2 separate regions of the Homo sapiens genome follow, and region 1 is linked to region 2. A link is an interaction called in ENCODE POLR2A ChIA-PET data of the cell type or tissue named here. Cell type or tissue: MCF 10A. All regions are shown on one strand. Each heading gives the region's core, and the rest is flanking DNA. Links, peaks and the distances in the headings are about the cores only. Region 1 overlaps STXBP5-AS1 (STXBP5 antisense RNA 1). Region 2 overlaps STXBP5-AS1 (STXBP5 antisense RNA 1).

The links. Peaks named below come from ENCODE experiments on the same cell type or tissue, not always from the same donor. Only the 100,000 strongest peaks of a DNase experiment are listed, where the experiment ranks them.
Region 1: POLR2A ChIA-PET joins it to region 2 with 6 read pairs; 7 of 35 experiments call an interaction of 5 or more read pairs at or near these places.

What each region holds. Positions count from the first base shown.
Region 1 is chr6:147,191,500-147,194,427 of GRCh38, forward strand. All of the region lies in intron 1 of STXBP5-AS1 (STXBP5 antisense RNA 1), which reads right to left. Among named protein-coding and RNA genes, the nearest start is that of STXBP5, 11 kb to the right of the region's middle. In MCF 10A, for the core only: no CTCF peak of the experiment used is centred there; no DNase peak of the experiment used is centred there.
Region 2 is chr6:147,133,783-147,136,710 of GRCh38, forward strand. The region is part of intron 3 of STXBP5-AS1 (STXBP5 antisense RNA 1); the gene reads right to left. Among named protein-coding and RNA genes, the nearest start is that of LUADT1, 24 kb to the right of the region's middle. In MCF 10A, for the core only: no CTCF peak of the experiment used is centred there; a DNase peak (open chromatin) is centred at 1,539.

The sequences.
Region 1 (2,928 bases), core at 169-2,668, 58 kb after region 2:
TACATTTTGATTACTTTTCAATAGGACTTTTTTGGCATTTACTGTTTGATTTCTACAGCATGTCTTACTTTCCTCCATTTTACAAAGAGATATGTGTAAATGGAGGGGTTAAATTACGTGGTAGGTGCTATGTTGGCTACACTGGAGCTAAAAGGAACTCCTGCCTTCTGGTCCAGAGTCTACTGATTCATTTTTCCTCGATCAACTGTCCTCTGCCTCAGGGATGCCACAGAGAAGAAAACCAAGTCCTTTACACATAAACGTATGGTGCCTTAGGTAGTGGTTAGAGCTAAGGGGAAAAATAAGTACAGGCAGGGGGACTGGGGTGAACATGGGAAGTGCCTATGTGTGTGTGTTGGGGGAAGGGAAATTGTATTAGTCTGTTCTTATGCTGCTAATAAAGACAAACCCAAGACAGGGTAATTTATAAAGAAAAGAGGTTTAATGGACTCACCATTCCACATGGCTGGGGAGGCCTCACAATTATGGCAGAAGGCAAAGGAGAAGCAAAGCCACGTCTTTTATGGTGGAAGGCAAGCGAGCTTGTGTAGGGTAACTCCCATTTATAAAACCATCAGATCTCGTGGGATTTATTCACTACAACAAGAACAGTATGGAGAAAACCCACCCCCATGATTTAATTATCTCCACCTGGCTCCACCCTTGACACGTGGGGATTATTACAATTCAAAGTGAGATTTGGGTGGGGGCACAGCCAAACCATATCAGAAATTACTCCTAGTTTATGAGAAAAAGTCAAGGAGTGCTATATTGATGAGGTGACATCAATGTCAGTTTCTCACATCACCAATTTGTCACAAATGGTCAAGGACGAGAAGAAAATGTGGAAATGGATCCTGCAAATATCTAGGGGAAGAGAAGTATAGGCCAGGGATTATCCAGCCCACTACCTGTTTTTGTAAATAAAGTTTCACTGGAACACAGCCAAGCACAGTTGTTTACATATTATCTACGGCTGTATTTGCACAGTTTGTGCAACACTGGCACTGTTGCAATGTGGTTGCAACTTGGGCTGTATGTGGCCCCCAAAACTGAAAATATTTACTATCTAGCTCATTAAAGAAAAGGTTTGCTTACTACTGGTTTACACAGAGGCAATAACAAATGCAAAGCCCCGAGGCTGCTTGATATCATCAAGGAACAGCAAGAAAGCAAGTGTGGCTATGTTGGGATGGGCAAGGGGAGAGGGAGAGTAGGTAAGGACAGAGTAGAGAGTGGGGACTGGATCCTATAGCACCTTTATAGGCCATTGTAAAGAACTTTGACTTTTACTTAGAGGGAGATAAGGATGCTGAGTACAGAACTGACATGACATATTTTAACTTCAGCACTCTCTTTAGAGTAGATGACATGGTTCTAGGGATGGTGGCTCAGGCCTGTAATCTCAGCCCTTTGGGAGACTTGAGGCCATGAGCTTGCACAACATAGAGAGACCTCATCTCTAGAGAAAATATAAAAATTAGCTGTGGTGGTGCATGTCTGTAGTCCCAGCTACTCAGGAGACTGAGGCAGGAGGATTGCTTAAACCCAGGTGTTCAAAGTTGCAATGAGATATAATCACACCACTGCACTCTAGAGTGAGACCCTGTCTCAAATTTAAAAAACAACAACAACAAAAACTTGACTAGGTGAAAGGGGGTTTGTTTAACATATACTGCAATCACCCATATGAAAAATGATTCTGGCCTGAACCAAAGTATGAGGGTGGAGACTGTGAGAACTTGTTGAATTCTGAAAATATTGTAAGGATAGAGCTAACAGGATTTGCCAATGGACTTAAAATAGAGGTATGTGTGTGATGGCCAGGGGTGAGAGGTGAGGAGAGCAGGTGATCAGAGGTTACTGATGTGAGCCTGAACATCTGAGAGGGTAGAATCACCATTAACAGACATAGGAAGATTTTGGGAGGTGTAAGGTATAGATTGAAGTTGGAAGTGAAGAATTTAGTTTGGACATTAAATTTTACATGGCTTTTGGATATAAGCTTCTTATATAAATGAAAAGCATACACAAATAAAATCTGGAGTTCAGGGAAGAAGTTTGAAGTAAACATACAAATTTGGGAGTCATCAATGTTTAGATAATATTTAAGTCATCTTAATATCTTAAGTCACCTAGAGAATGGTTATAGACGTTAAAGAGAATGATTTTATTAGTTATCACTTAATACATGTGACAATTTTGAGCTAGGAACTAAAGTTTGCTATGTAATCTTACAACACTTTACTTAGGTATTTGTATGCTCATTTTACACACGAGGAAATGAAAAGTGTGAAGTGACTTGTCTGACTCTACTTAGCTAGCGAAATGTTAGAGGAGGCAGTAGGCAGACATGAGCAGAGCGGGAGAGGTCCCCCCGACCCAACCTTCCTTCCAGGAATGTCAGGTAATGGGCAGGCAAATTGTTAAACTGTCTCGCTAAAATAATAATTGATTGCAGCTAGTGCTAAGGAAAGGCCATGTCCCAACAGATAGAAAACACCTGAAGATGGTGATCAGCAGCTTCCCAGTAAGATCTCAGGAGTTGGTTGAGTGGGCTCAAACATGCACACTAAGAGGCAAAATAGCAGTGTTTAAGTGGTCTATGGTATATGACGTTCCTTTAGGAACACTGAATGGTAAGGGAAAAACATCTCAGATGAGCCTGTGCACAACTTCAGTAAACACACTGAGCACGCTCACCTCCCAAGTGCTGGCAGGCCACTGTGCACGCGGACAGCCTGCCTCAGGGAAAAATCAAGAGAGGGGAGATGCAAAAGCCCAGAACCATATCAACATGTAAAAGCTCAAGTCAAAGGTCAAACCGGGCACCTGGATCTCTCAAGTTGCCTGTATGGCCCTCTTCAGATTGTTCTTTACTTCCTTTTATTCCTACTCTAAAACTTCTTTTTTTTTTTTTTTGAGACG
Region 2 (2,928 bases), core at 334-2,833:
GGGCAAAGTAACTGAATTGACATTTCTCCAAAGACATACAAATGACCGACATGTATATGGAAAGAAGATTGACATCACTCATCATCGGGGAAATGCAAATCAAAACCACAATGAGATATTATCTCACACTTGTTAGGGTGGCTGTTATCAAAAAGTCAAAAGAAAAAGTGTGTTGTCAAGGATGTAGAGAAATGGGAACACTTGTGTGATGTCTGTGGAGATGGTAAATTGGTATGAATGTTATGGAAAACCACCATTATGGAAAACAGTATGGGAGTTTCCCTTAAAAATTAAAAACAGAACTACCCTATGATCCAGCAATCCTACTTCTGAGTATATATCCAAAGGAAATGAAATCAGGATCTTAGAGATATCTGCACCCCCCCATATCCATTGCAGCATTATTTGCAACAGTGAATAATGAAAACAACCTTAGTGTCTGTCAACATTTGAATAAAGAAAATGTGGTACATATATACAATGGAAGATTATTTAGCCTAAAAAAGTGTAATTTTATAGAATGTCATTTGCAACAATGGGGATGAACCTTGAGGGTGTTATGCTAGGTGAGATAAGCTAGACACAGAAAGACAAATACTGCATGTTCTCATTTACATGTGGAATCTGAAAAGTCAAACTCACAGTAACAAAATGTAGAATGATGGTTACCAGAGAGTTTGGGGGTGGGGAAAAGAGGAGATATTGGTCAAAGGATGCCAACTTTTAACTATAAGATGAATAAGTACCAGGGATCTACTGTACAACACAATTAGTATAGTTAATAACGTAGTGTAAACTTGAAATTTGCTAAGAGAGTAGACTCAAAAGTTCTTGCCACAGAAAGAAAACGTTAACAATGTGCAGTGATGGATATGTTACATGGGTTGATTGTGGTAATCATTTTTTAGTGTATGCATATACCAAAACATCACAATATATACCCTAATAAATGCAATTTTTGTCAATCATACCTCAATAAAACTGGGGAAAATATTGGTTCTACAACTTTTCTTACAGAGTTGCTTTAACATTCTAAAATGATTCAAACATTATATCAATTTCAGCTCAAATAAATATATTAATAATTTAATGTGTATACTGAATGGCAGTTTACATACCATACTAAATATTCATTCATTCAGCAAATATTTATTGAGCAACTATTAGGTTTCAGGTACCATGCTAAATGTTGGATGTGAAACTATAGCAAATAGTGAAATGGTCCACAAATTAAAGGAGCGTATAGTCTATAATGAGAGAAGAACATTATTCAAATGATAACATAAATAAATATAAAATAAATATAAGTATATTTATTTTATATTTATATAAATATATAAGTAAATAAATATAAAGTTCAAACAGTAAAATTCCTAAATTTCCTCATTCTGCCCCACAAAATTCAACCTTTCATCCCAGCTCAAAATCCATTGCCTCATCTTCCTCCTCCAGTCTAGACTTGGCTTCTGTCCATTCTTCCAGATGTGCTTCCTCTCTCATGTGTCTTCACCCTGCCCTCCTCTTTGGCCCTAACCACATTTGAGCTCTCATCGCGTCATGCCTTAGGTGTCTCAATAGCTCCTGGCATGACTCCCTGCTTTAGCTTCTGCCTTAAGAGTTCCTAGGGCAGATCACTATAGCCCTATATCCTGAAACACCTAAGACAAGAGAGCTTGATCACATTGCAGCTCACTCCACCCAAATACCTGTAGCCACTCTCCTTCCTTTAAACCTGAAATCTAACTCCTTAGACTGGCATTCCAAGCTTTTAAAAATCCAACCACAGTCTAACTGTTCAGTCTTGGGATCCATCACTCCTCTGCAGGTATCCCTTCCCAAGCCAAATGGATGAATCACTGGCCTGTAAGTAAGCATTTCACTTTTCCATCTCTGCTTTTATTTACTCCATGTCACCACTGAAATTCCTCATCCCTTTTCCACACCTCTCCTTCCCTTCCCTTTTAGAATTCTAAACACGCTTCTAAGTCCAACATGAATTATTGATTGGATAGTTGTACTGTTCTATTTTTTTTTGTTTGTGTGCATATGCTTTATCTCCTCTGCTAGATTGTGAGCTCCTTAAGGGAAGAGACTGTCTTCTGAATCTGCTGCAGTACAATATACATACGTGGTATTTAGTAATACCTATTGATGTCCTATCCCAGGACAATGAAAGCTTAATCAGGTAGCTTATAAGACAAATATTTGCATCGCTGATTGTGTAATTATGGCTTCCTTTGAAATTACAGATTCAGATCCTTCTGTTTCACTAAAAATCCATGGAGCAAGAAAACATAGAATAAGATTTTGCTACCTGTCTACATAGAGAAAATAATTAACTCTATGTTTGTCTGACTTTCAATGAGAACTTTCAAGCAAAGACAGTAAGAAATGAAACTAATTATTTGTATTAGTTGAGACTCTTTCTGTTGCAAACGAGAGCAATCTAACTTACAATTAGCTTAGGCAAAAATGAAAGGCAATTCATTGGCTCATGTAATTGGGAAGTCCGTGGGTAGATCTGGTTTCAATCACAGCTGGATTCAATGGAAGTCTCACTCTCCCTTTTTTTTTTTTTTGAGAGTTTACCTTATTCTTTATAGCTACAGACAAGCCATTTGTGTATGATAAAGACAAAGCTGGTGATAATTTCAACTTCATATTATACCAGATTGGCAACACCAATTAAATAAAAATCTCTCTTTCATTGTCTCTCTCCCTTCCTATCCATGGAAAAATCTCAAGGAAGACGATTGAATCCTAAACAGATCATACACCTATCTGAGAAAAAGTCACTGTGCCAGAAATAAGGGCATCTGTGAATAACTCAGCCTGGGCATGGACCCATGCCTATGGCCAGAGTGATAACCAGACACCTTAATTGACTGTGCCTCTAGATCCACATGAAATTGAGAAAAGGACCAGTTG